Linked DNA regions of Homo sapiens: regions 1 and 2 are each linked to region 3. A link is a loop called in an ENCODE intact Hi-C map of the cell type or tissue named here. Cell type or tissue: natural killer cell. All regions are shown on one strand. Links, peaks and the distances in the headings refer to the core of each region. The heading gives the core; the rest is flanking DNA.

Region 1 (10,705 bases), core at 1,193-9,192, 160 kb after region 3:
AAAAAAGGAAGAACTTTATTTTCTTTCTTCTTCTTTTTTTTTTTTTTTTTTTTTTTTTTTTTTTTTTTTTTTTTTTGAGAACCCTATTTTCTAAAAGCAGTCTGCAGTTGGAAAGATACAAGCCTTCAGTGCAAACAAAAATGTGGTCCAAAGTGGGGTGGGGCAGGATGAAGAGTTAGGGATTATTATATAAAGGCAGAGCAAGGAGTGAAAGGGAGGGAAAGGGAAGGGAGGGAGAGAAAGGGAGGGAAGAATAGGATCTTGATTGGATGACTTTTAAGCCCCAAATAATTAGTCTTTCTTAAGTGGCTGGTTCCAGGTGGTAGGTTTCACCAAGTGGGAGGTTGCCACCAGGTGGTCTGTTGGTGGTCATTTGGGGAATTTTCAGCTGTAGTCTATCTTGACACTGACAGGAGGAACTGATTTGGCTTGATTGTAGCCAAGAACCCAGAGTAGGTGACTGCTCCCTCACCTAGTCACGGGTGCCTCATTCTCATGTTTTAACTTTGAGCAGCTCCTTTAGCCACAGGGGGCCCATTTTGTCTGTTGGCCATGGGCATATGTTAGCAAGTACAAGATGCCATGACAGCGCATAGGGCATCTTACCCAGCAATTTGGAGGGTATGGTGTGTTAGCAATAGCTTCCCTGAAGCCATGAAAGTTCCTGAAACAAGAAATATGAACAGAAGTTAGTCTACTGCCGTGGAGGAAAGAGTATACCAGGCATGAGCTTGGCCTGTCTTTGGGCTGCTTCAGTAATGGTGAGTGCAGAGTGTTGAAGCCTGGAGAGGGAAATTGGTGAATATCAAGGGCAATCTTGGGGAATAAAGTGAGAGCAAAATCGAATGGGAAGGAAGGCTGAGGACACAAAAGGGAATAGAACACTTTTCCAATAAGTTTGGCTGTGAAGAGGAGCAAAAGATAAGGCAAGAAGAAAAAAGGGGTGTGGTTTGGTAAAGTGCTTGGGGTTATTTGTGTGTGTGTTTCCAAAGTAAGAAAGATGTGAGCATGACTAAGTGCTGAAGGCAAGAAGCCAGAGCCCTGAGAGCAGGGATATCTGTGGAGCAAGTGCCTAAGGTGGGAGAGGCTGAGAAACTGAGCAAGATGAAGGCATTAGCTTCGTTCTGTGGGATTTGAAGAAAGAAGGAGGGATGAGCGTGGTAAACAGGGTGACAGGAGTTTGATGCATTTCATTTTAAAAGTCACTGAGGAGGCAAGTAGGATGAAGGGTTTGCGAAGTGTGAAGAATGTTTGAAATAGCCATAATGACTGTAGAAGGATTGAGTAGGAAGGATTGAGTTAGATTGAACAGGAAATGAGCTGGTGTTTTCCATGAAGTTGGGGAATACCTGAATTAGGAGTAAATAAGCAAGAAAACTGCAAAGGCAGGCAATTGGAATTTGAAAATGGAATGTTTACTTAATGATTTCAAAAGTAGATCAAATTCCAGGTGAAGGTAGAGTTTTGACCTAGCAATGAGACTGAATGGCTAATTGGGAAAAAGATGTGAAGATATTTGGAATAAAGTCAATGAGCTAAGAAGACAATCAGTTGAATGGAGGACCCGAGTATGAACAAAATTCTGTTTGATGGCAAGTCTTGAGAAGAGGAAACCTTCTCATGAAGGCTGAGGTCTTCAGTGACTGACAATGAGGAAGTAGAGGTATGAAGGTGACGCTCACGTGGAGAGTGTGCTACAACTGAATGGCATGACCTTACTTACAGATGCAGAATTTTTATAAAATAATGGAAGAAGAATCATTCTGAACCTATTTGCCTGCATCTATCATCTAGCAGTTGGGTGAAACTTTTTTTTGTATATATTTCTGACCATGTTACTCCTTATAAAGGAAAAAATTTTTTTCTCTATTTTTCTCTCTCACACTCAACACAGAACACTTCTGTGACCAGATGTTTAGGTTTTTTGTTTTTGTTTTCCACTCACCAAGCAATTCTCCAAAAGACACTAATTGCGTGTCCTATAATCCAATTCAATTTGACACTATTTACCTGGAGACAGTGTCAGGTCCCACAGGTTGAGGGCTCAGTCCCACAAGACTTGCACCCTACTTTAGACACCAGTCACAAGCAAAAGGCCATCACCTCTACTTCTGACAGACTTGGCTACAAACTGGGGTTCCCATGGCCTCCTCCTTGAATTCAATTAATTTGCTACGAGGGTTCACAGAACTCAGGGAAACATTTACTTACATTTGCTGGTTGATCATTAAGGACATTATCCAGGATACAGATGAACAGCTAGATGAAGAGATGGATAAGGCAAGGTATGTGTGGAGGGCAGAGTGGAGCTTCCGCGCCCTCATTGGGCATGCCACCCTCCCATCACCTCCACATACTAAGCATCCAGAAGCTTATCAATTCTAGTTGGAGTTTTCAGAGAGCTTAATCTCCAGCACTCTGCTCCCTTTATCCCGGATGTTAGTAGGTGGGGCTGAAAGTTCTAACCCTCTAATCTTCTAACTATTTGGTCTTTCTGGTGACTGGCCCCATTCTGAGGTTATCTAAGAGAGGCTTCACCTTCGGAGCTTGCAGTGAGCCGAGATTGCGCCACTGCAGTCCGCAGTCCGGCCTGGGCGACAGAGCGAGACTCCGTCTCAAAAAAAAAAAAAAAAAAAAAAAAAAGAGAGGCTTCACCTTAAGCCACTTCATTAGCATAAGCTCAGGTCTTATAGAAAGGGGTTCATTTTGAAAACAGACATTCCTGTCACTCAGAAAATTCCAAGGGCTTTAGGAGCTCTGTGACAGGAACTGGGGACAAAGACAAAATAGATATCCTATGATACCGCACTCCTCTACTCAAACCGTCCCATGACTTCCCACCTCCCACTGAGTACCCCTAGTATCTTCACCATGGCCTTCCCTGACTAGCCTGCCCTGTTTTCTGACTTTAGCTCTTGCCACTTTACAACTTGCCTATCCTGCTCCAGCCAGACTGGCTCCCTTGCCATCCCCAAACCTGACAAAACTTGTGACCATCTCAAGCCCTTTGCACTTGCTTTCCCTCATGTCTGGAAAGCTCTTCCCCTAGTGGCTCCCTCATCTCCTTCAGATCTCTGCTTAGCTGTCCCCTTCCTAGTTTCCTCCTGTACCACCTCCACAGGTAGTCCCTACTCTACATCCCTGTTTAAATTTTCTCCATTGCATTCATCACCACTGAACTTTACATACATTTACTTTTTTTCCCCGGTTAACCACTCCCAAAGGATGTAAGCTACCAGACAGCAGGATTTTGATCATTCTGCTTATTGCTATATCCATAGCAGGCATAAAGACTATTTTTTTGAATGAAGGCCATGACAATGGCTGTGAGCAGGACTCTGACCCTACGTGCTGTATGTGAGATAACTCAGAGAAATGTTTCCATTGAGGGAAGCCATAGGGAGGGAAGAATGTGAGCATGTCAGGGTGTTGTCACCATGCAGGGGCCTTCCAGTGGGCACTCTGGGAGGTGTAGGTGGACCTGTGGGCATAGGTTGCTGATGGTTGAAGCCTGGAGCAGATGGGACACACAGGCAGAGTGGATGTTAGCAGCGGCTAATCCACACAGGTCTGCAGCCTTCTCAGAAGAAAGAAGAATTCAATCCAGGGGCATAAAGCAAAGTGAGAGACCCAGGCAAGTTTTAGAGCAGAAGCAAAAATTTATTAAAAGGTTTAGAGCAGGAACAAAGGGAAGTAAAGTACACTTGCAAGAGGACCAAGCAGGTGACTTGAGAGATCAAGTGCATGGTTTGACCTTTGACTTGGGGTTTATACGACGGCATCCTCCTCCCCTGATCGTTCCCTTGGGGTGGGCTGTCCACATGCATAGTGGTCAGCCAGCACCTGGGAGGGGCCGCATGCACAGTACGTTTACTGAGGTTGCACGCATGCTCACTCGAGGCGTTCGTTCCTTACCAGTGCAGTGCTCCTAGAGGAAGGTGATATAACAGTTAAACTCTGCCATTTTGCCTCTTTGTGGGCATGGTTGAGTCCACTCACCCACCTCCTGAGATCTTATCGGGAAGCTGCTAATCACCAGTTTCAGGTGTTTCTAGATAATGGGAGACTGCCTTTCCTTGGTGCCAGCTGTGACCAATTATTATTTTAGAGAAACAGTTTAACAACTGCTTGACCATCACCTGATGGCTGTCCAACCAGACATCTTGGTGGAGCCTGCCTCTTGGTGGAGGCAGGAGGGTGTGCTCTGTCCTGCCCTGCTCATGTCTGACTAGCTACCTACTGTAACAGGAGGAACTTGCTTTTAAGAAAGTCTCCAAGAATAAAGACAGGGATGGGAAGTATGGTAAAATTTTCTGGCTTTCCAAAAGATATATTCCTAACAGGCTGCCTGGATAGATTGTACTTCTCAAGGAATTCACATGAGAAACAGAAACAGACATGAGTGTGGGAAGAACACAAGATTTTTGGAAGGATTTGCCCATCTTGTGGTTGCATGTGTTACCAAGGGCTCCCTGGCCTAGAAGTAGGAAGGCAGGCAGACAGCAGGTGGATGGTTCGAGATTGGATAGTACCAGGGTGCCTTATGAAGTGTTTTCCACAGCAGCAGCTCCAAGGGTTGAGGGGTTGGCCCTGGAGTTATGTCAGGTCCAGCCAGGCCTCCTGTTTTTTTTTTCCCACCTCAAATGTGCTTTCCCCGTATTTTCCTGCTTCTACACCTCGGCTCACCTACACTGTTCTGTCTGGAATTCCCTTCCCCTCCCACCCTACAGCTATTCACATTTTGGGCATCCTTCAAGATCCAATTCAAGCTCAAGCTCCCTGACAAAGTTTTCCCTCACAGCCCCAGCCTGGAGGGATTGCTCCTTGCCTTAAACTCCCATTACAGTTATTGACTGGAGAATTCATTTTGCAATTAATCACCTACTGCCTTGTGACATCTCTTCAATTATGGCTTCAATTGAACTTTTATTTATGGTTTCTGGGTTGTATAACTTCTCCTGTGATGATGGTTTGTCATCTCTCCAGCTTCCCTGTGGGCTTCTTGAAGCCAGGAGCACCTTTTGCTTGTCTTTGGAGCCCCCATCACTCCACACAGCTCCTTACACAGGAAGATATACAGATTATATAAGCTGATACACTTTATTAATCATTAATATTCCATGCTGACACCTAACTGATAATCCTGTTTACTTTCAAATGATTATTTAACATGCGAGTATTGTAATAATATTTCTTCCCACTACAAACATGTTGTGTACTCTCCCTTTTCCATCACAGATGTTTCTGAGGACTAATGCTGTTCAGTTCTCTTGTCAATTTGATCTTAATTTTTCAGCAGAGATGGGAGAGCTTGGTAATAAGCGAACAGCTCTGGAAACAGGTGTCCTGGTTGGAGTCTTAGCTCTGCCATTTGCTAGAAGGATGAGCCTGGGCAAGTCATTTAACTTTTCCATACCTCAGTTTCTTCATCTGCAAGATGTGGATTATAACAGGCTTTTCACTGATCTATTTTGGGGGTTAAACAAATTACACCATGTGACATTCTTAGGTCAGCATCTGGTGAATGGTGAAGCCCTTGATAACTTGCTAGCTGTTATTTCTGTGTGACTGGAAATTTCCAAATTTAAAGTATGAGATTCACATGTCTTTCCACTCTTCTTTTATCACTAAAGAACAGAGAGCAGGCAGTGAAGCTGCCTCTCTACCTCAGAACACCAGGCTGCAGTCTAAACTCTGCCACTTAGTTTGTGTTATTTTAGGCAAGATACTCAACCTCTTTGGGGTGCTGTGAAGATCAGAGAGTAAACATCTGTGAAAGTACTTTGTAAACAGCATACTTGCTTACCCAAAGCAAGGAGCTGTGGGTGAGAACAGGAAATACATTTAACTGGTTCAGTTTTGAAAATCTTACCCTTAGAAAATTCGCTTTAGGAAAAGAGTAACTCTTTGTCTCTCTTTGGTTGAATTACCCTAATTATCTTATGCGGCCTTCATATTTCTTTTCTTTTTTATGTTTTTTCGTTGTTGAGGGTTTTCTTGTTGTTGTTGTTGTTGTTGTTGTTGTTGTTAAAAAAAAAAACTATTGGTGCTGTGGGAAGTCTTTCTGAGCCTATGATATGCTTCCTTTTCTCATCTGTAAATCTGGTTGGTCTACTAAACAAACAGCCGCATTCACCAAAGTCAGACACATCCTTCATGATTTAAAATCTGTGGCTGTGCTTTGACAAAGGAGCTCTGTAGGGAATGGTAATGCGATTAGGATGGTAACTGGCTGGAGGAGCAGGAACATGCCAACCAAACAACTCTCTTTGCAGGGTTCCTTGGAGACAAGTGTCAGAGGCAGGTTAAGAGCAAGGTTTCTGGCACCAGGCACTTGGGTTCAAATCCCCACTCCCTACCATTTATTTTCTGGGTAATCTTGCAAATTATTAAAACTCTGAGTGCCTCTATTTTCACATCTGTGAAATAAGAACAACTATAACACCTAACTTTTAGAGCTAATGGGGGATTAAATCAGTCAATACATGTAAAGTGCTTATATATAACACAGTAAGTGCTAAGTATTTGTAATTAACATACACATAGTCACTGGCAGCAAAGGCATGTCTTTTTGTACTAAATGAGCCTTCCCAAATGTCAGTGCATCCTGAGAAGCTGTGCTATGACAAATAGAGGATTCATTTTGTTTAGTCTGGAGGTTTAAAAATAATACATGCCTAATAGGTTTCTCTTCCTCTTTCCCCTTTTCCTCAAGGCCACAGCCAAGGTTAGGAAAGGTGGATCTGGAACATACTGATTAGCTTGAAAAAGATAAGAGAGTGAGTGAGCTCCAACACTGGTTGAGCCTGTCATCTAGGTCTTCCTAGGGCAGGAGTCATTCCCAATGAATTTGCTCCCTGGCTTATTTTGTCCAGCTGATAGAGAGAGGAAAAGAAAAAGGATGATGATGAAGAGGAGGGAAGAGAGAGAAAAATAAAGAGAATTGGTTTAGAGAATCTGGGCCTCTCTCTGGAGTAGGAGCCAACCCTTGGCCCCATCGTTCCTCTTCCACCTCTTAGAAGGGAATGTGGTAGCCAGAGAGATGCCTGGACCTTCTGCAAAGTATAACTTGCCCTCAAGTTTGAACTACCTTGTCTCATGAGTTGCATGAAAGGAAGAGAACCCATAGAATGAAAGCTCAATAAGAATCAGGCAGATTGGGCCTTCTCTTAGGAAAAGAAGGCCAGCCCCTCACTCCTTCTTACCTTTCTGACCTTATAAAAGAAAATGCATTCAGGCTGGGCGCGGTGGCTCATGCCTGTAATCCCAGCACTTGGGGAGGCCGAGGTGGGCGGATCATGAGGTCAGGAGATCAAGACCATCCTAGCCAACATGGCGAAACCCCATCTCTACTGAAGTAAAAAAAATTAGCTGGGCGTGGTGGCGCGTGTATGTAGTCCCAGCTACTCACGAAGCTGAGGCAGGAGAATCGCTTGAACCCGGGAGGCGGAGGTTGCAGTGAGCCGAGATCGCGCAACTGCACTCCAGCCTGGCGACAGAGTCTCAAAAAAAAAAAAAAAAAAAAAGAAAATGCATTCCAAGAACCCAAGGGAGGGATCCTCAGAACTGCAGAGCACTGCAGAAGTTTGTGGGCGGGGGGGAGCCATGGACATTGTTGTTTAGTTTAGCACTTCTCAAACTTTGCTGTGTGTCGAATCACCTGGAAATTTTGTTAAAACACATGGGTGGGGCTGAGATTCTGCATTTCTAACAAGCTCCCAAGTGACCCCATCTCTGCTGGACTGAGGAGTTCAATTTGAGTACAGTCTTCTAGATGAATGGTGTCCTAGAGCTGCATGATATAATAGTTTCCTGCCAACCTACTACCTCCTTGATAATGTGGCCCATCTGTGTACACTTAAACCTGGCCACTTGCGTCTTGGATACAGAGTGACAAGAAATGCCCTAGTCCTTGATTCTGATCCCGAACTTTGAAAGAAAGAAGAAGGAACAAAGAGTACAAAGGTTCTTATCTTGGCCAACCAGTTATGTGAGTGATTTTTTTCCATTCCATTCACAAGCTAGAATTGGCTGAAGGAAGCCTAATATGATTATCACAGCTTGGTGACATTTTATGAACTCTTGTCTTACGCCTTAAATTCGAGGATGTGAAATAAGATTATTTGTCATCTTCCTGATGACACGAGAACTCCAAATGACATCTTTAAAAATCTTATCCTTATGACTACCCAAATCTTATTAGTCTTTCAGTTTAGCTATCATGAATTGCACAACTTCTATATATCAGCGCTTTACATACACACTTTTATTTAATTTTTCCCCTCAAATATTTCAAGATAGACATCATCACTTCAATGTTACAGATAAAGGAATTGAGGCTCAAAGAGATCACATAGTTTGCCCCAGGTTACCTGGCTGAGGCAGGATAGGAAGCTAGGTGTGTCTTACTTCATTTCCTTTCTCTTTTCACTACCTGTCTCAGAGATAACAGGATAATTATTTTAAAATTAAGAAGAATTATTCATACCTGTAATCCCAGCACTTTGGGAGGCCGAAATGGGCAGATCACGAGGTTAGGGGTTCGAGACCAGCCTGGCCAACATAGTGAAACCCCGTCTCTACTAAAAATACAAAAAAAATTAGCCAGGCATGGTGGCGGGTGCCTGTAATCCCAGCTACTTGGGAGGCTGAGGCAGGAGAATGGCTTGAACCCAGGAGGTGGAGGTTGCAGTGAGCCGAGATCACGCCATCACACTCTAGCCTGGGCAACAGAGCAAGACTCCGTCTCCAAAAAAAAAAAGAAAAAAAAAAGAAGAATTATTCATTATTTAGAAACAATTTAAATCTCACAGTTGTTTGATATCCACTGACTTCCTTGATATGAATTTACTGCAAAGCTATTGAAGCTTAAGTTTCAAGGACCATTCACTCGCAAAAGTGCCTTCTAAGCCTCTGTATCTATTTTTATTCATAATTTTGTATCCTTTGTTTGGAAAAAGTGCCCCCCAACCTTAAAAACTTTGGTCTCCACAGAATTTGGGTCTGGATGCTGTCAGATGCATAAATCCTCTTTTACAACATTCCCAGTAAGTCATAGTTGAGGCTGTGCTTGAATGCCTCTGATTCAGACGAGTTCACCGCCTCAAGGGAGTTTGTTTCATTTCAGATCATTCTCATTCTTTAGGATTTATGCATTTAAATTATTTATCCTTTTACCAACATTTCTCCAACCCAGAAGTTCTTTTTATATTGTGCCAAAATCTACCTCCTGCCAACATCCATTTATTGATCTTAGTTCAGTCCTCTGAAACTACAGTAAGTCCTTACTTAACATCATCAATAGGTTCTTGGAAACTGTGACTTTAAGAGAAACAACAAACCAATTTTACCATAGGCTAATTCATATAAACAAGTGTTAAGTTTCCATGGCATATTTCTGGTCACAAAAACATTGCCAAACTTAAATAAAGACCCCAAACAGGCGAGGCATGGTGGCTCACACCTGTCATCCCAGCACTTTGGGAGGCTGGGGCTGGAGGATCACCTAAACCCTGGAGTTCCAGCCTACAATGCCATGATCGTGCCACTGCACTCCAGCCTGGGGTCAGAGCAAGACCAGACACTTCTAGTATTAAACATTGAAATAAATGTGAGCTACATATACATTTAAGAAAGATTAATAAAACAATGTAATGTTTACCTGCTTATTTTAGTTCAGGGTCAAAGGTGGTTGGAGCTTATCCCCAAAGCTCAGAGCCAAGGTGGGAACTAACCTTGGACAGGATGCCTTCCTGTGGCAGAGTGCACTCACACACACACACACTCACTCACTCACACCAAGACCATGTAGATATGACGATTCACCTAACGGGCACAATTTTGGGATGTGGGAGGAAAACCAGAGGACTGCAGAAAACCCATACAGTCATGGGGAGCACGTGCAGACTCCACACAGAGTGGCCTTGCTGGGAATTCATTTCTTTTTCTCATCAGTGTTACAATAAAACGATGTTGAATGAAACAGCGTTATTTGAGGATCTACTGTACCTAAAGTAAACCTAATCCCTCTTCATGAATAGGCCTGAAATATTTGAAGACTGTTACAGTACCCTTTCCAAAATCATCCACCATCCTTAAAACCATTCTCGTCTCTTGCCATCCTGGCCCATCTTTTCTTCCAGTTGTTGCTGTCCTTCTTAAAAAACATTCTGGATTTGGCTTGACTAACAGAGAACAAAGCAACCCTACTGCTATACTAATTTGTTGAAGACTTTGCATTCATCACTATGGAAATGTATTACTGATATTATATTTGACTCCGTGTTGCAACTTGCCCAATTACATGGTACCCTGATTTTGTTTCCACCCCAGCCTTCACAGTCCTGAGAAACACTTCCTACTTTTCTTTTGGTTATGTTGTTCACATTCACATGATCTGTCAGGAGTTGGCCAAAGATTTGGCAGGACTTAACAAGAAGGCTTCTTGGCATATTCCAGACACATTATCTGAGAAGACAGCACACCTACAAGTGTCCTCGCACAAAACACCACTGTGTCTATGATGCATGACAGACATTAACCCCTTTCATAATCATACTTTAACCCAAATTTTCTCAAACCACTTACCACCTTTGGAAAAAAATATTTGTGGGCAGAGCTCATTGAACAGGATAATTATACGTATTTTTTTCTTTTTTGGTCACATTTGCCATTTATGTCCTTTTCTACACGGAGTTCTCTCAAC
Region 2 (8,000 bases), core at 1-8,000, 510 kb after region 3:
TTTTCATCTATAAAACAAAATCCTGTCATATGTCAACATGGATGAACCTCGAGGACATCATGCTAAGTGAAATAAGCCAGTCACAGAAGGACAATTACTATGTGATTCTGCTTATGCGCAGTATTGAGAGTAGTCAAACTCCTAGAAACAGAAAGTAGAATGGTGGTTACCAGGAGCTGGAGGGAGGGGAAATAGAGAGTTTCCATTCAATGGGTGTAGAGTTTCAGTAATGCAAGGTGAAAAAGTTCTAGAGATCTGCTGCACAGCGCTGGACTTACAGTTAACAATCCTGTATCGTACACTTAAAAATGTAAGAGGGTAGATCTCATGTTTTTTGACACAATAAAAGAAAACATTTTGATCTTAATATTTATATAGCTTGAATTGTTGAATACACATGGCATATAAAATAAACAATAAAACACTTGTTAAATGAGATATGGGTGCACGTATGCTGGAATTTTTTATGACATGGATTTTTTAAATGCTATAGGTAAAAAAAATCACATCCTTTGAAAAATGATTTCATCAATTGCCTGATCTCAAAGTGTTAGAGACTTAGAGGCAGCCACAAAGCTTGATATCATCAGGTCTGAGCCATTTCTAGAGAAGAGGAAACCAAGATTCTCCCTCTTAGACCTTACTCCCTGATTGACAGTTCTCTTCCCAGTGTCCTCACGTACGCAGGGACTTGAGAATAAAAGCAGAGAAGGAAAGGATGCTCACTGAACACCTCCTTTGTTTTAGCACTTTACACAGGGTGTCTCTGATGAACCCTCTGAAGCACACAGGAGCTGACCAGGTGCTCCTCTCACTGAGTTTCTGTGACCTACTGTCATAGCCAGATGTCACAGCCACCCTCAGGACTCCGACAGAATCCCTTGTGTCCCTAAAAAAAGTACGGAAGTATATTTAGATTTAAATTAACTTTTAGGTCATTACATAGCTACACAAAACTTTAGATTTACAGCAGAAACTTAAAAAATTCTCAGCAGGAGAATGTTTAAACTGATTTTTTTTCTTAAAGACCAGTGTGATGGTATAAACAGAATTTTTAATTCCTTTAAAAATCTGAAGCGGAAGCTCAAGTAGATGTATTTCATTTTAAATGGAAACACAAACATTAAAGATGATAAGACATTGTTTTTAAAGTGTATTATGCAGCTTTATGGAACCTGATGAATTACAAAATGGAAGAAACAGAAGATGAAAACATTGGTATTATTGTATCATGGTGATTTCTTCTTAATTTTTATTTTTATTATAATGTTACTTGTGTAATGTAAATGAATAAAATTTTCCCCTATTAATGATAACCAAAAATGTTTAAGCAAAGAGAGACAAGTTTTAAGGAAAGTACACAGCAGTGTTTCTGTGTCCAGTGGAGCAGCCTCTTTGGACAGGTTTCCACTTTGATTAGCAAGGAGGTTAATGTTGCTGTCCACTCTCTAGGGCTTTAGGGTAGTTTAATGTCACAGTTGGCTGCACTCCTTTCTCTCATTGTCTAAGATTGCAATGTAATTCTCTGCTCATTCATCACCCGCCTGTTTCTGCCTTGCCCCCATGTCTCCACAGATCATTTTGTGTTTCTCTCCAGTTGGTCGCACGCTGAGAGTTAGAGCTCGGAAGTTCCCAGCCATAGTTAACTGCACGGCTATTGACTGGTTTCATGCGTGGCCGCAGGAGGCTCTGGTCTCCGTCAGCAGGAGGTTCATTGAGGAAACCAAGGGAATTGAGGTATGCCGTGTCAGCCTGCGTCACACACACACACACACACACACACACACACACACACACACACACACACTCTGAAAATCCTCAGTAGGTAAGTGCTTTCCACAGTACATCTCCTATCAGAAAGCTATCCTGATTTGTTTAAGATGCTAAACTTATCTGTTAGTTTACATTCTAAGGAATATGATGGCTGACCTTTTTTCCACCATACATACTGAGGAGGATGTGCACACGTGCGTGAACACGGGCACGCACACAGCACTTGAGTATGTTCTCACTCATGCACTGACTCACTGGAAGCCCAGGATCATTACTTCCTTGAATCATAATGGGGCTTGCTGATTATAAATCCTTTAAGTCCAAACTAAAAGCCCAAACAGAAATGTAGTCACCGTAGCCACGCACTGCTTGCTTCTTAACCAAGTAAGGCAATGAATTGTGGTTATTCTCATAGTAGCAATAGTTGAAAAATCAGCCCCTGTATCCCATAACCACTAAGTCAAATAATATATCTACTTACTGTTTTACAGATTTATGTTTTATGGGTTATATTTGTCATTTCTTCATGATGACAAATTTAAAATTTAAAATCAAATTTAAAATCCCATGGCATTTTAAAATGGTTGTACAAAACAAAACAACAAAAGCTTCAAGCATTCAGATTCAGAGGGAAAAAGGATGTAGATATGAGGTTATGATTTAGATTTCCTGGAGATGAAGTTTTATTCATGTCTAGTGCCTTTCTGATTACATAGCTTGGAAAAGTGATTGTGGACATTTCCCAGGGAGCTTTGTCTTCTCATTCCATTGAGTGATAAGGTGAAAGGTTCCTAGAATAGGTCAGACACTGAAAGTGACTCTCAGAGGCAAACACAGAACTGGAGATATGTGAGGAATGATGTCTGTTTCTAGTTGAAAGATTATCATGAACAGGTACAACCCATTGTAGCCCCACCGTTACCCAAAAGGCATAACTGCCACCTTTCCAAAGCAATCCTTTTACATTTTGTTGTATATTGTATCATTCAGCGGCCATATGGTTAAAAATCTGGTCATATTTACATATTTAATTGTTTGTATGCAGCTAGCTTTATTGTTCATAATATCATTTTCCTTTGCTTCTACAAAAAAAAAAAAAGCAGCTATAGAGGTAAGTACACATGCAAGTATTCACCAACACCTACAGAATTTTGTGGAGGGAGACCTCTTCTCCTTTAGTCTTTTCCTGAAATGTTTATTAATCTAATTATTTGGTGGTGGATTGCTAGGGAAGAGCCGTCAAGCAACATCTAACTTGGAAGATATATATATGGTAGAGGCCTTAGGATATTCATATACCTCCCCTGTCCTTCTCTCCTCTACACTTGCACTTAAAACGTTTCCACAAATAAATGAAAATAAGAAATGATCTCTTCTAAAGTCTGCCAGAAACATTTTGTACTCTAACATCTGGAAAATCATTAAATGTGACAAATAATTGTCATAAATATTAACACAAATTTCGTATGTGATTGCCAGGTCTGCTGCATTTCTGGAATTTTCTAGGGCATCATTTTATCTTGTGATAGTTACAAGAAGGGTTCAAAATGCTGCTTTATTAAAGGGAGAGAGTCAGTATGTATCTTCTGATAGCAAATTTGTGTTTCATCAGGCTGGTTTGGTAAGGAAGAGAAAGGGGCCAGAGCACTTTGTTTCTGCATGTTACTTTGTCAAATGGTAGGAAATTAGAGCTAGTAGCATGGTTTAAGTTGGCATGTGGCACAGTGCTTTTTACAGTTTCTTCCCTTTGCTACTCTGTGCAGGCTTTTTCCTGTCCAGGTGGGTGCCACTTTGAAAACAGCTAAAGGAGTTTGATATGCCGTTGACCGTTGACATCTGCTGGATGAGGCAGGACTTGCATCGTGTTAAGTCCAGAGGGCTCCTGTCAGGTGCTAAGCTGGATCTGATGGTGTCATAACGCCTCCTATAGGATGCTGAGTGCCAAATAGGAATTTTAAAAACACTTTCCCATTTCTCTTGAACTGAATTGTGCCTCAAAACAAATGAGTCAGATGATTTCATTTCAGTGCAAGCTGCTTATTTAACTTTCCCACCTTCCTAATTTGTTGCGCAGGAGCAATAATTATAATTCAGAGTACAATGTGTCCATGGTCTTCTAAAAACCTGTGGTGTCTTTTCTGTAGAGGTCAAAAACAGCTTTTAAGTTTTTTGAATGAGCACTAATTTGATCACTTTCTTAGTTTTAATTTCCTTTTTTAAGACTGAAAGTTATCAGCATAATTTAGGCACTTCTTAATTATTGACGTCATTTGCTGAGTGTAAGGTGCTTACACAAGGTGACCCCCTTTGGCCACAGAGAAAGGAGTCGTTAAAGGCAAGCAGTTTTGTGTGTGTTGGCGTGTAATTTTCCATCAGTACACACTCAGCACCCAGGGGTACGGGTTGACTGCATCTAAATTAATGTTTGTGCTATTTTTCTGTTGCCTAATATTGAACTAAATGACAGCTGACAAATAATGACCAAAACAGTTTGACACTTAAGTATTTATCTGAAGACTTTGTGTCAACGCACACTACCTCTCCAAGGAGATTTTGAAATGGAGATGGGAGGAGGTGTGTAAGGAGGGAGAGAAGGAAAAGCCATCTGGGTAAACCTGGGAACAGTGTTGGAAAGGCTGTGAGAAGCTCGTTGGAGAGAGAACTGTGTGAAGAGCTTAGTGATTAGTACACGGTTTCTACAACGAAAAATCAAGAGAAGCTGCGGTGTTGAAAAACAAGTGATGTTTTTGCTTTTCAAGGTAAAATGAATCATAGACATCTTTGAAAGCAGAGCCAGATGAAAGGAGAAGTTACTGAATGGAAATGAAACAGTGAGCTGTCTGGTGAAGGAGTGAGATGTTTGTTGGATGGTGTAGAGTAGATCTGAGCAAGGTGAAAGAGGTCATCTTTGGGGGCATGTTGACCAACCGATGAGTTAAAATCCTCTGTCCTTATGTGGTGCCACTTAAAAGTAATGACACAAACTCCGTATCATCAGCTTTTTCAGGGAAAAGCAGTTATTCCCCATGCAACCACCTCTTCAATTGTTGCAGTTTGGTAGCTTGTGAAGGACATATTTTACTACTGTTTTCCACAACTGATGGCGAGAAAGTCCACTCTAAGAGGAAAGTTATTTTACTGCTATATTTAAAGACTTGTTTCCCCAATGGTCTGTAAATTCATTTTTAAAATGGCATGCCAAACACAAAGGGTATAAGACAACATTTTGTCAGTGATAGCTATCTTAGCAGAGTTTCTATCATATTAATGACTTTAAGCACAGTTCTTTATTTGAAATATAAATTAGGGTATACATATGTAACTAACCTGCACATTGTGCACATGTACCCTAAAACTTAAAGTATAATAATTTTAAAAAAGAAATATAAATTAGGATTATTCAATATGAATAAAAAGTAGAAAGATAACCTTATGCAGTAGAAATTGTGTGAATTTGAGGAAAATAATCCTCTTTCTAAGGAATATTGAAGCCATTTAAAAATATTAAGACAAATATAAATGCAACCACATTTATCTTGATTCTGCTTAAGTCTTATACTGGCTTAAGCATATCTTCAGATGGCTGAGGAAAGACACAAGTAGTTGTAAACATCCTTCCCCATTCTTCAAGCCTCGACCTCATAAGTAGGGTCCAGACTTTGTAGCTGCCCAGGAATCTGGACATGAATATTCAGTTGAAGGTGTAATTGACTTAAATGGAGCTATCCCTATAAGTTTGTAGTTTTGTGGCTTTTCTCTAGGTGCTGACCTTACCAGAAGCAGCCACACCATTCACACCATCTCCTGTTCTGTCCTCTTGCTATAAAAGAGGTAGCTGGATTGCTTTTTTATTCTTTGGTTTTTTTTTTCTTTTTTTGAGAGGGAGTCTCACTCTGTCACCCAGGCTGGAGTGCAGTGGCATGATCTCGGCTCACTGCAACTTCCGCCTCTCGGGTTCAAGTGATTCTCCTGCCTCAGCCTCCTGAGTAGCTGGGACCACAGGTGCACACCACCACGCCCTGCTAATTTTTGTACTTTTAGTAGAGACAGGGTTTCACCATGTTGCCCAGGCTGGTCTCAAACTCTTGACCTCGGGTTATCTGCCTGCCTCTGCCTCCCAAAGTGCTGGATTACAGGCATGAGCCACTGCATCCGGCCTGGATTTCATTTTTCCTCCACTCCTCCTGAGTCTTCAGTTGCTTCTTTGTTTCAACTTTCTGGCAGAGAACCATTGAAGGTACCTTTTTCAATGACTGCAAGCTCATCTAGGAAATTGTTGGCTTCTGCTGGACTTTGTCTTGCCTCTGACCAGTAGTTGAGCTCCAGAATTAAAGGCAAGATACAAAAAGCATAAGCAAATAACAAAATAATGCACTCACCAGACAACTCAAAACAAAAAAACAGCATACAATTTAGAAAACTGTGCTTGGTGCTACATTTAACACTTGTTGCTGCCCTGTGTAATGGCAGTAATCTTACTGCAACTGCTGTTGGTGCTACTGCTACCACAGTAGCAGAACTGATAGAGGTTCAGTATCCCTTACCCAAAATACTTGGTACCAGAAATATTTTGGGTTTCAGATTTTTTTTTGATTTTGGAATATTTGCATTTACATAATGAGATATCATGGGGATGGGACCCAAATCTAAACACAAAATTCATTTTTGTTTTATATACTCCTTATGCACATAGTGCAAAGGTAATTTTATATAAGATTTTGAAGAATTTTGTGCGTGAAACAAAGTTTTGACTGTGACCCATTACATGAGGTCATATGTGGAATTTTCCACCTGTGGTGTTAAATTCACACTCAGAAAGTTTTGGCTTTTGGAGCATTTCAGATTTTCAATTTTCAGATTAGGGATGCTCAACCAGTTCCTGCTGTGAATTTGCACTGCTTACCACCTCTCATCACCAGCCTCATGAGGAGGGACCAGTAGTTTCCCCTGGGATGGAGGCCCAAGAGTAAATAATGCCGCTGGTAAGGGGTACATCTGCAGTTTGACACCAGAGCCCATAGTCTTAAATCCTTCTTTTGACTATTGCATGAATGTTTGACTATTGGGAAAGCAGTAAAAGAAGAAAGGAAACAGAATTTTTAAAGGAGCAATTTTGTGGGCAGGAAGAAGTACAGGAGGGTATGCAGTATCTTACCAGATTTTTCAGAACTGGAAATCTAGCCCAGGTCCTAGGATTCAAACCCTTTGTCCCTGGCTCCCTCCGGAATCTTCTTCTCAGAGCAAAACAGCACTATGAAGAGCTTAGGACAAGTGTTAAAATGCAACACTGCCCATTTTATGCATTGTAAGTTTTCTTTCTTTAATAAGCCACCATGCAACCACAAATATCTTATTAATATATTCTTCTACCAGCCCTAAAAGGAGCAAAAAGATCAAATAGATTGTGTAGCACATCAGTTTGACATATTTAAAATTTAACACAGAAATAATTTCTGAGAAAAATGTTCAAGACTTACTGTAGGTATATGGCATTTAATGTGACAAAATTGTCCCAAGTTACACTTCAAAAAGAGAGAAAATAGATTCTTTCACCTGCCCCTTTCTCTTTTGCCCTTCCTCCCTCCCTCCCTTGAATACAGTGCTCTTGAAAGCCCAAATTTAGTATTACAGACCAATGTAGTCATCTTTGCTGGTCTTGGGAAGGTATAAAATCCTAAACTGATTTAGTGCTGACCTCTGGGTATTGGTTTATATTCAACTCTGCTGTTTGTCATTTTCAAGAGGAATATACTGGGCACTTGCTTGAAGTGCCAGGTGGCTGGAGTACTTGGTGTGGCAGAGACTACTCCTGCCCGAGAACTGTCACACCAAATAGCAGAGATCTGTTTATGTTTTTGTGTTGACAGTGAGCCAACTGAGAGAGTAGAAATTAAACACGTTTTCTTAATGTGAGGGAAAGCAGTTTCATCTTTGCATTTGATTATGCGTTGGAGACAGCATCGTTTTCCAGAGCATCTTAGTGGGGAAACCTTGAGTTTATAACCATTCGATACTGGCACTCTGCTTATTTTTATTTTTGCCATCATCATGATTAGCTGCTAAATGACTATAAGTGGTTATCAACTGGTTTTTATTAAGAGGCCAAATCTAGCAGGAATGATATTCTCCCCTCACGTCTCTCAAAGTGAAAAATACAGCATTGCGTAGCCCTCGCTGCGGCAGCACCAGCAGCAACTCCTCTCAATTCTCCCCCAACGCCCCCCACA
Region 3 (10,705 bases), core at 1,239-9,238:
AAGCAACATTTTTAACCTGCCCCACTGTATCCAGGTGTCAGGGAGATTCTGAATAGTCGGTAATTCTCAAAGCTACAGAACAGGAGTCTGCTTTTTCTCCCACACCTTGATGCACAGTTCCTATTAAATGTAGCTGGAGTTACAAACCATAGGAGAAAAAAATGCATCTGTCTCCTCTGCAACATTAGAATTGTGAACTGAATATTCTCACTGCCTGGGGTTTCATAGAAAACATCTGAATTATCTTTCAATGTACTGGAAAAATAAACATTAACTGCACACTTGTCCTTCTCATTTTCTGCTTTGGGATCATGCAATGCTAGTGTTAGTTAAAATATTTTTTAAATTATAACTCTCAAAGTGTTAGGACTCTTGCAATTGTACCACATCGTTGAACGTTTCCCTGGTAAAGACGTTATTCTTTAAACTGTGGTTTTCTGTTCACATCACAAATGAGAAATAGTGAAGAGATAATGCGAGGTTTAACTAGTATTTAGACATTTCTACTTTAAGACACATTTAGGTGCTTTAAGAGATAAACAGTTCCCCAGCCCACCCCACATGCGCCCCCACCCCTGCCCTGCCTCCCGGCACCCCCATGAAAACTGCAGAGTCAAGTAGTAGGGGGAAAATATAGTTCCCTACAAGGGTTTACTTCCTAATGCTGCTGCCTGATTTTAGTTCCCAGACAAGTGACAAGCCAAAACAAAAAGATAAATAAAAATCAAACACATATACAACAACAAAAACAACCCCTCACATTAACATAGGGGCCTCCTGGTGCTGGAAGCTGAAACTCCTCACAGGATCTTCTATACGCAAAAATCTGGTCTTATTTTTCTTTAACATAAGGAGAGAGTAAGATAGGGCTGAGAAATGTGATCTCTGCTGGCAGAAAAGAGAATAGAATCAGCTACTTTTATGAACACATTTAAAGCCTGTGTCATAACTTCAGAAACCTTGATGTGATTGAAGCTTAGTAAATTTCAGGAGATCTGCTTTAAAATGGTTTTGTACTATTCTTTGAGAAGTCACTTTGTTTTGCCAGCTCTGGATGCTAATAGGGACTGGTATTTTTTCCTGGCTGTGTCAATGACATCACACAAGTTGCACTCCACGATGACAAACATAGAGGAACAAAGTCCACAGAGGCATGGGCAGCAGCGATCAGGGAAAATGCCATCATGCAAAGCTCTCTCTGGTTAGATAGCTTGCATTTTCTGAGTGTTGGTTGCTTACTTGTTCTTAAAGATATACATCTTTCTTTAAGAAATTAAAGAAATGTTAATCTGGAAATCAACATAGGGTCTTTTCTTCATTGTATGAGAAACATCATTGTAAATATCACTTCTCTCTGCATTCATGAAATGCTGATTATTAAGAATATATATCATAATCCACAAAAATCTAGACACTGATCTTTGTTAGCTATTTCACATATAAGATAATATGTTCATAAAGATGTATACAGATAATTTAATGTAGAATTTAATAATCAGCCCAGTTTATGTGCCACTGAAAGACATAGTACTTAGGAAATACAGTATATTTCTGTTTTTCTAAGAAAGTTAGGGAGTATGTTTAATTAATGCTAAAATGCAATAGAATTCCTATGGAAGTACTTATGACATCCCCATGAATACCAAATGAGTTCATTATGATCTGTGTTATTACAATGAATACCACATGAATTAATAATGCTGGAACACTCAAAATGAAGTGTTACCAAGTGTTGTGGTATAACAAATATGGTTAAATATTATGTGATTAAAGTTATTATAAGCTGAGTTTCGATCAAAAGAAAGCAAAATTCCATCTCTATTTCAGGGAGTTAAGAGTGGAATCAAACTGTTGTTTCTACACGTTGTGATTCTTAACTTTCAACAGTCCCTTAAAGCCTTTCTCCAAATACTATAATCATTTAAATTACCTTGGTTAGAAGTGGCAGAGGAGGTGGGTGGGGGTGGATGGAGTGATGAAGGGAGGTTGGCAGGCAGAGAAGTTGTGGAAGGAGCAACTAATATACCTCAGGAATTCACCCAACTTGGAAGTATATATATGATTTTTCCATAGTTTGCGTTTTAAGACATGGAATTTTCAGTTCAGTTATTCTTGTCTACTGACAAGCTTATTAAAATAATTATTTAGTATGTATTTCAGGACAGTGAAGCCATAATGAACAAGAACATTTTCTTCAGCTTTCAAGTTGAAGTCCTACTTTTATGTGTCGGAGATTCCATAACAATTTCTAAAATCAATTATTTTAAATAATACATCCCAACTGTATTTGTGTAAATTATTGCTGCACATTCTGCTGTAGGAAAGCTGGACTCTACATCTGCATTGTATTATTTATGCACTTAGATGTAATACGGTGTAACAATTCATATCTATTGTAGATTTAGTAAGACATGAAGGCAGAAGTGGATTTAATCAGACATGTAATTATTTTTATGCCTTCAACTCAAAAATATGCGTAAATGAATTTATGGTTATTTGGCAATCAGTGGAAATGGTCTTTATAAATGTTGAAACAGCTGCTGGCAAATATATTTGCAAAAGAAGGAAAACGGCACTTATCTTCTAGTCGGGTAAATGATAAAGGAATGACTGTTAGCCGTAATGCAGTATCCTAGCTGTTAAATATTTGCTTCGTCATCCTTAACATTACACAAACATACATTCAACATAAGAAAAACTTGCAGTTCTTTCCTTCTGTGATAATGGAGCACATTTTCTCATAAGAGGATTTTTAGAACACCTCTGTGTCTGAGAATGCTCTTTTCTTCTGAGTCTGAGCAGTTGCTGTCATGCTGTTTCACTTGTACATTCCCATTTATTCTATTATTTGTGGTATCATTCCAGTTCTTGAGATAGAACACTCTCATTTAAAATAATGGGCCATGATAATGCACACACTTCTGTCAAATATGTTGATTCTGGTGTCTATTAGGATTTCTCACTGTTGCTTTTACAACGGCTTTAAGACATTCGGAAAACTTTCCTTCCACAGAGCGTAAATGCAGTCCTCGTACTACCTGGTTATGATTACTTCGTTGTGTTGAAGCATCTAATAAATTACATATCGGTAAATGTAGATCTTGGACAAATACCCCAAGAAAATCTAATTCTCTTGAAGTGCATCTTTTTTCATTCTTTCAAGTTTTCAGTTTAAATTTAGTGCCTTTGACTGGTGAAAAATTAATAGCACTGGTACCTGAAATCTTCTCTATAACCTGTGGTGGAGGAAAAGCTTCCTAGAACCTTTCTAACGTGTCAATTACAACCCAGATAGATTACTATATGAGGAATTATTTCATTTTTCTTGGATCAAATATAAAACAGCTATAATATTTTTAAGTTGTACTGAAGGAAGCATGGTAAAGACACTCCTGCACTCAGGGCTAGGGCAGGCAACATAAACAAAGCTGTCACTCTCTCTACAAGGTGAGCTTGTATTTGAGCATGCATTCGGATTGTATGCATATGGTGATTTCCAACACTAACCGTTTGGGTGATACTCAAATTATAACACACCACTGACTTAAAAGTCACTTGCATCCGACTTTTGTAAATCATGGGGTTCTCTTTCATTCAGGTATGTTGTCTCAGTGATCAGTAGCATTTCCAATAAATTATACACTGACCAGTTGGCAGAGCTTCTGCCCGTTATTGGAGCAAAGCCTGCAAACCTCCTCTGTCAGATGCTGCATTCCCAGCCCTCAGCCCCCTAACGTAGCAGAGTTCCTTGGCAAACGACAGAGTGCCCTCTGTTGATGGAAAAAGTAATGCGCAGCGGAGGATACAGAGAGAAGCTTTCCTACTAGAAGTCGCAGAGCTGCCCGTTAGCCGATACACATTTGTGATGTAAAAATCACATTTTAAATTATAAAAATATTGATTTAATGAATATTGAGAGAGTACAGATGATTGCAAATTCAGACACAATTGTTGGAATTATGTATTTAGATAGATACACACATAAACACGCTAGTTATTCAGTTTCTACATACCTGGAAATGCTACGTAAGACGACTCCTTTTTTACTCTGTGCAGTATAGATTCAACCTACACAAGCAAATATTTCGTTTCAAATTTTTCTGCAACCGAATAGAACATTTAGCATGAACAATGATGCTACATGCTCAGGCTCTATACACTTAACTAATGTTAAAAATGAAAAACTGTAAGAATTCCGCTGAACAGAGATTTCTAATTCCTTCAGGTTTAAGGAGGGAAATCAACAGAAAGCAAAACCGCTGAGAAAAGCCTTTAGCTTCAGCGTTGTCTCTGCAGGGTGAGGAAAAATTGATAGCCTGGTTTGCTGTTACTGCTTTCAAACTAAGTTCCAGTGAGCCTTCATAAAACAGTAAATTGTATCACAATTTTAAAGCAGTAATTCACTAAGCACTCACTTCTTCACTTCCATGTTTCTATTTGCTTTCTTTTGAAATGGAAAAAATCAAATCTCACAGAAGTGATATCTTTACATTTTAAGGCCATTTCATATGTTAATTAGTTTAAAAGCAACATGAAAAAATGTTAGCTTGCACAAATACTTGCAGTTAACATTTTTTAAAGTGTGACTTTCTTGACTATTTTGGAGAAATAAACTCTGGTTGCTGTTGCAAGTTGAAAATGTTTCTGCCTGAGAGGTTGCATTTTGGGATCTGCACGGATTTAAATACTCCTCTACCTGCTTCTTCACTTAAATTTGAGTATTTGCAGCCACAGAATTAACCTATTGTAATGACTTGATTGCAATCTTCAATTTTATTGTTATGAAGGAAGAGTTTTCTTTCAAGGTTTATTTGCAAGTGTTAAATGGAATTAAGACAAAAAAAATCTTTATGCCATTTCCAAGAAACTGTTACCTAGAAGAAAAGGAAAGAGGATGTTAAATGGAGTTTTCAGATTTGTTGCTGGTACTGATGAAATTAACCAGATAAATTGTTTGGTACTCATTTTCATTTTCCTTACAGAGGCTCTGAGATTTTTTTTTAAGTAGTTTGCCAATTCTTGACTTCTTCATACCCAATCTTTATTTATATGAAATCACTTTTTTAAGTGTGAATTCACATACTATTCACAAGGTTTGTTGGCATAAGAATGAGATATGTGCTAAGGAAATCATTTAAAATGTGAGCTGGAATTCTCGATTAGTGGTAACAGTCTGACAAAATGGAGCCAGTGATGGCTCGAGTTTGTTAATATACACAGTCCAAATAGCAACATGAAAACTAAGAACTTCAGTTCGTTGGTGTGCTTGAGATTTCAGCTCACTGAAACCTCTGCGTTAGAGAGGAATTGCAAACAGAAGAGAATGAGATCCTGTTGTATGACAGGAATGATACTGCACTGGGGATTTTTAGGATTCCGAAGTATTTTACCAATACTCCCTAAATATGCTTTCCTACTTATTCTCGGCTTAGCCCTTACACTTTGATCTGATATTTTTCAAGCTTTTTCTTTCCTTAAACAGTATAATCATTTTGTTTTTCTTTCTGATCAGGAATATAATGATCTCACTTCTATTGCTTTTTTCAAACAGTAAGATTACATTTAAACAATGACAGGGAACAAAACTTAAGTATGATAAACACTTTTCCCATTGCTATAAACAACTGAAAAATAACAAAATTATCAAAATATTCTCATTTCAAAATTTTTCATTTTGTTTTATTTCAAAAATGCAATGAAGTCTCAAACATTTTCTTTTCCACCATTTTAATTGAAATTGGAAATTAAAATAAATTCTGTTTAAAGGGAAAACTAATTTTTAGTTAGAAATTAAACTCAAAGTATAATTTGCTTATACATTAATAAAGTATATATAACGTAAAGTATATTTAACCTTTTAAAGTTTTCCCCTTCCCTAGATAATTTTGTTATTTAAATGAATTGAATTATAAAATAATCTCATGGCACTGTGTAATATTTTACGATACAATCCAGTTAAAGAGGTGCTAAATATTTTAGAAACAGCCCACCAGAGGGCAGTCAGCTTTTAGTCTAACGTGTTGGAAATAGATAAATTTATTATGATGGCTAAGTTTTAAATAAAATATCTATTTAAATCACATAACTTCTTGCATCTAGGAGGTGAACAAAGTGAAGTTATGACTTGAGATTGAGAAGCCTGAGGCTTCAAACCATTTTGATAAAAAATCACCAAAGGACTAACAATTCTAACAATTGCCCTTCTGTACTCCCTCACACTCAACCTTTTCATTGTGATATTTATGTTTGGTTATAAAGTAAGATTTATTTTGATTTGAGATGTTTTGGTGCATTAATTTTTTTTCTAATCAGTGGAGACTTTGGGACAAGCTCCTGCTAAGAGAGAAAGAGAGAAGAGAGATTTTGTTTTCTTGCTCACCTGTCTGTATATTCCTACTAATTCCAAAATGAGTCTACTGTGGGTTTTAATGGAGCTTAATAATATTATTATACAAATGACACAGAAGAGATTCTGGAACATATGAATGGTGATTGGAGAATACATGGTTTGTTTCCTTGTGTAAACTCTAGGGGTGTTGGGCACTAAGTTGCCTCCAGTCACCTTAATAGTCAGAGATAATAACATCCACTTAGAAGAGGATTAAAAGAACACTGAAATCCTTGCATGTATTATTTTATTTAAAATAAAGAAGAGTCCATCTCTACTAAAGATACAAAAAAAAAAAAAAAAATAGCCGGGCGTGGTGGCGGGCACCTGTAGTCCCAGCTACTCGGGAAGCTGAGGGAGGAAAATGGCATGAACCCGGGAAGTGGAGCTTGCAGTGAGCCAAGATCATGCCACTGCACTCCTGCCTGGGTGACAGAGCAAGACTCCATCTAAAAAATAAATAAATAAATATAAATAAGAGTCATTGAGGTTTGGACAATGTTTTGTCATTGTTGTTATTACTATTATTATTGGCAAAATTCTGGTTGTCAAATTTCTGAGCCCTGAAAACAAAATCCTTCTCCTAAAGTCTGCAAAAGAGGCCATGAGTGAACAGAAATATTTATGAGAGCTGAGGTGCTTTCAGATACTCACTTGCTAGATTTCTTATAATAATCTTGTGAGGTATAAGACCCATGTTAAATAACTTGGTCAAGGTAACAGAAATGAGACTTATACCTTGTCATTTTCCTCTTCTCTCACTTGCCTTGGAATTAAGAAACAAAGAAGCTAAAGATTTTTTTTCCTTGTGTTGTTTATTTATTTTTGTTTTATTGGTTTTGGAACCCAAGTTTCCCTAATTATAAAAATTATTCACGCTTATAAGAAAATAATGATCTTAGCAAAGACATAGAATAAATCTAGATGCCCACCAAGGACAGACTGGATAAAGAAAGTGTGGTACATATACATCATGAAATACTATGCAGCCACAAAAAAGAACAAGATCGTGTCTTTTGTGGGAACATGGATGGAGCTGGAGGCTATTATCCTTGGCAAACTAGTGCAGGAACAGAAAATCAAATACCAGATATTCTCACATATAAGTGGGAGTTCAATGATGAGAACTCATGAACACAAAGAAGGAAACAACAGACACTATTGTTGAGTCTACTCAAGACTCTGTTGTTGGGTCTACTTGAGAATGGAAAGGGGGAGGAAGGAGAGGAGCAGAAAAGATAACTATTGGGTACTGCACTTAATACCTGAGTGATGAAATAACCTGTATAGCAAACCCCCATGACACGACTTTACCTATGTAAAAAACCTTCACATGTACCCCCAAACCTAAAATAAAAGTTAAAAAAGAAAAGAATGATCTTATAAACACAGAGATTAACACTGCTAACATTAAGATATGTATGCTTCCAGATATTTCCTATACACATATACATACTTACAAAAGTGGAATCACACTCTTTCTGCTGTTTCACAGCCTCCTCTATTCACATGGATATAAAAGATATCATGGACATCTTTTCATGTCAGTATGTGTAGATAATAACAGCTCACATCTACTGAGTGCTTACCATGTGCTAGGCACCTTTCTATGCATTTTGCATGAGTTGTTCCATTAATTTCCACAACATCCCTATGAAGTAGGTACTATTATTTCCCCCATTTTTTTAGAAGAGAAAAGAGATTAACTAGTGGCCAACACACAGACCCCACATGTTAATCTCTTGGCTTTTTAAGGGCTATGTTAGATTCTGCTGTATGGACTTACCAACCTTCTTCATTGGTGCGTAGTTCCATGTTTCTGGAAAGAGCAATTTCCAGAAAGAACAACTCCGGTATCCAAACTAGTTGCTTGTGTCCTCTCACATGTAAATATACCTCAAACTATCTCAACTTTGCTGATCCCATTATCTTTTTAGAACTCCCTTCTCCCTCTCCATGTTTTCCTAAAATTTACCCAGATCCACTTTTCAGGACTCCTGAACCTATCTTATCACTGCCACTGAGACACAGCAACTAACTCAGGAGTGACATGCCCAGAATCCAAACCTAAACTGTGCTATGTATCAACCAAGTGACCTTAGGCATGACTTAGTCCACCCAAGCCACATTTTTCTTATCAGTAAAATGAGGATAAAATATCTACCTCACAGAGCTATTTGGTAGTCTCAAATAGCATAGATACGCATGTACCTGGCAAATAGTAAATTCTTAATAAATGTCAGAGAGAAATGCCCCCTTGCTTGAATGAGGACCTCAAGGTCAAAGGGAGAGAAAATAGCAGATCCTACATTGCTATAAAAGACAAACTCCTTTGGGAGGCCAAGGTGGGTGGATCACTTGAGGTCAGGAGTTTAAGACCAGCCTAGCCAACATGGTGAAACCCTGTCTCTACCAAAAATACAACAATTAGCTGGGTGTGGTGGTGGGGGCCTATAATCCTAGCTACTTGGGAGGCTGAGGCAGAAGAATCGCTTGAACCAGGGAAGCAGAGGCTGCAGTGAGCTGAGATTGTGCCACTGCACTCCAGCCTGGGCAACAGAGCGAGAATCAGTCTCAAAAAAAAAAAAAAAAAAAAAAAGACAAACTCAAATTTTAATGCTAGACTTCTGTGTCTAAGAACTTTGAGGATTCCAGGTTATATTATCTTTATCTTGATACACACATATGAAGAAAACCCTAAATGAATCTTTTTCTTGGCTATATTTGAATGGAAATTTTTGGAAAGCAAATTTAAAAGATCAAACAAATATTTATTGGGACAGATTTTTTGCAACCCAATAAAATAAAGCCCTGAGAGAAGGAAGTCTAACAGAGGGCAAAGCAAACTATAATCCCTTGCTGGTCAGTCTTCTTTTTCCTACAAAATGTCTAGGAATACCTATAAATACTAAATTATGAAGATTTGAAAAACATACTCTGGACTCATGCTCCATCACTTGTGCTCAGGGACTGTTTAATTGGAGCCAGTACCAAGATGCTAATTCCAAATTTATTCCTCAAAATGATTTCTGCTCCAAATTTAAGCACCCCTCTTAGTTGGCCCAACTTAGTGAATGTCAGAATTTGAGATGAGAGCTGACTGATGAGACTCCAAGCATGGGATGGTGAGGAAGAGCCAGAGGAATTGGCTAAAACATTAGCACCATGCTTCCAGGCATTCACACTGTGCAAATGCTTCTGCGGTGGGCAGGCCTCCTTATTATCTGCAGGTTCCCAAACCAGGAAGACTGTGAGCCATTCCCCCTCAAAGACCAAAGGCGTGGATGCAAATTTGCCCTTATTGCCCAGAGTGGCAGAAATCACTAGAGCACATGGGCTGAGGCATGGCCACATATACCGATGTGTAAGCCACTTATGTGATGGACAGTTTCCTTTCCTTTTATTTTATTTTATTTTGATACAAGGTCTTACTCTGTCCCCCAGGCTGGAGTGCAGTGGCAAGATCATGGCTCACTGCAGCCTCAACCTCCCTGGGCTCAGGTGATGCTCCTACCTCAGCCTCCCAGATAGCTGAGACTACAGGTGTATGCCATCATGCCTACCTAATTTTTTTTTTTTTTTTTTTGACATGGAGATGAGGTTTCTCTATGTTGCCCAAGCTGGTCTCAAACTCCTAGGCTCAAGCAATCCTCCCACCTTGGCCTCCCAAAATGCTGAGATTACAGGCGTCAGCCATTATGTCTGGCCACCATTTATTTTTGAGAGAGATCCCTGAACCAACACCAAAAATGAAAAATGGCCCCTGTTTGATATTTACCCTTTGGGATTGTCTAGTCGTGATTTAGCCAAGAGGTCTGTCTGTAGCATCTACATCTGCTATCATTCCTGGTCAGGTACATGATCCATGGACCCAACCTTAGGAGTGAAGTTAATTCCGTTGAGTCTAGGTAGTTCTGAGTTTCCACATCATCTCATGCACTTTTCATGAGAACGCCTTTTGCCTGGTATTTAACAGATGAGGCAGCTGAGGTGTAGGTAAAGAGATTTCCCCAAGCTCTCAAAGATGCTCATAAAGTAGCGTAACACACAGAATGAAATAGCTGATCCTCAGACCCAGATCTTCTGATTTTAAGCCCAGGATTTTTTCAGTGATCTGGGAACTGCTTTCCCCATAGATTTTCCAAGTGTTACCAATTACTGCCAGTCCTGGTAGGTCCCTGTGTAATACAAGGAACTTCCATAGTAACAGCCTGCTTGTTTCCTCCACTGGGGATGTTTGAAGCCACTAAAACACACATCAAAACTGACATTTATAACTCCTAGTTTTACAGCCTGTACTTCAGAAAGTGATATGTA

The links. Hi-C counts contacts between places; a loop is a spot of excess contacts. Peaks named below come from ENCODE experiments on the same cell type or tissue, not always from the same donor. Only the 100,000 strongest peaks of a DNase experiment are listed, where the experiment ranks them.
Region 1: it touches region 3 in a loop (2.2-fold over the local background); 22 of 110 quality-filtered maps call a loop at or near these places.
Region 2: it touches region 3 in a loop (2.8-fold over the local background); 41 of 110 quality-filtered maps call a loop at or near these places.

What each region holds. Positions count from the first base shown.
Region 1 is chr7:21,406,966-21,417,670 of GRCh38, forward strand. No RefSeq gene overlaps it. Among named protein-coding and RNA genes, the nearest start is that of SP4, 16 kb to the right of the region's middle. In natural killer cell, for the core only: no CTCF peak of the experiment used is centred there; a DNase peak (open chromatin) is centred at 5,746; H3K27ac peaks cover 2,274 bases.
Region 2 is chr7:21,763,853-21,771,852 of GRCh38, forward strand. It overlaps DNAH11 (dynein axonemal heavy chain 11), which reads left to right. Exons shown (of 82, transcript NM_001277115.2): 55 at 1,576-1,737. Among named protein-coding and RNA genes, the nearest start is that of CDCA7L, 180 kb to the right of the region's middle. RefSeq lists enhancers at 1,350-1,865, 7,900-8,000, 7,966-8,000. In natural killer cell, for the core only: no CTCF peak of the experiment used is centred there; a DNase peak (open chromatin) is centred at 3,649.
Region 3 is chr7:21,250,483-21,261,187 of GRCh38, forward strand. No RefSeq gene overlaps it. Among named protein-coding and RNA genes, the nearest start is that of SP4, 170 kb to the right of the region's middle. In natural killer cell, for the core only: CTCF peaks have their summits at 3,765 (motif pointing left) and 6,004 (motif pointing right); DNase peaks (open chromatin) are centred at 3,779 and 5,989; H3K27me3 peaks cover 3,697 bases.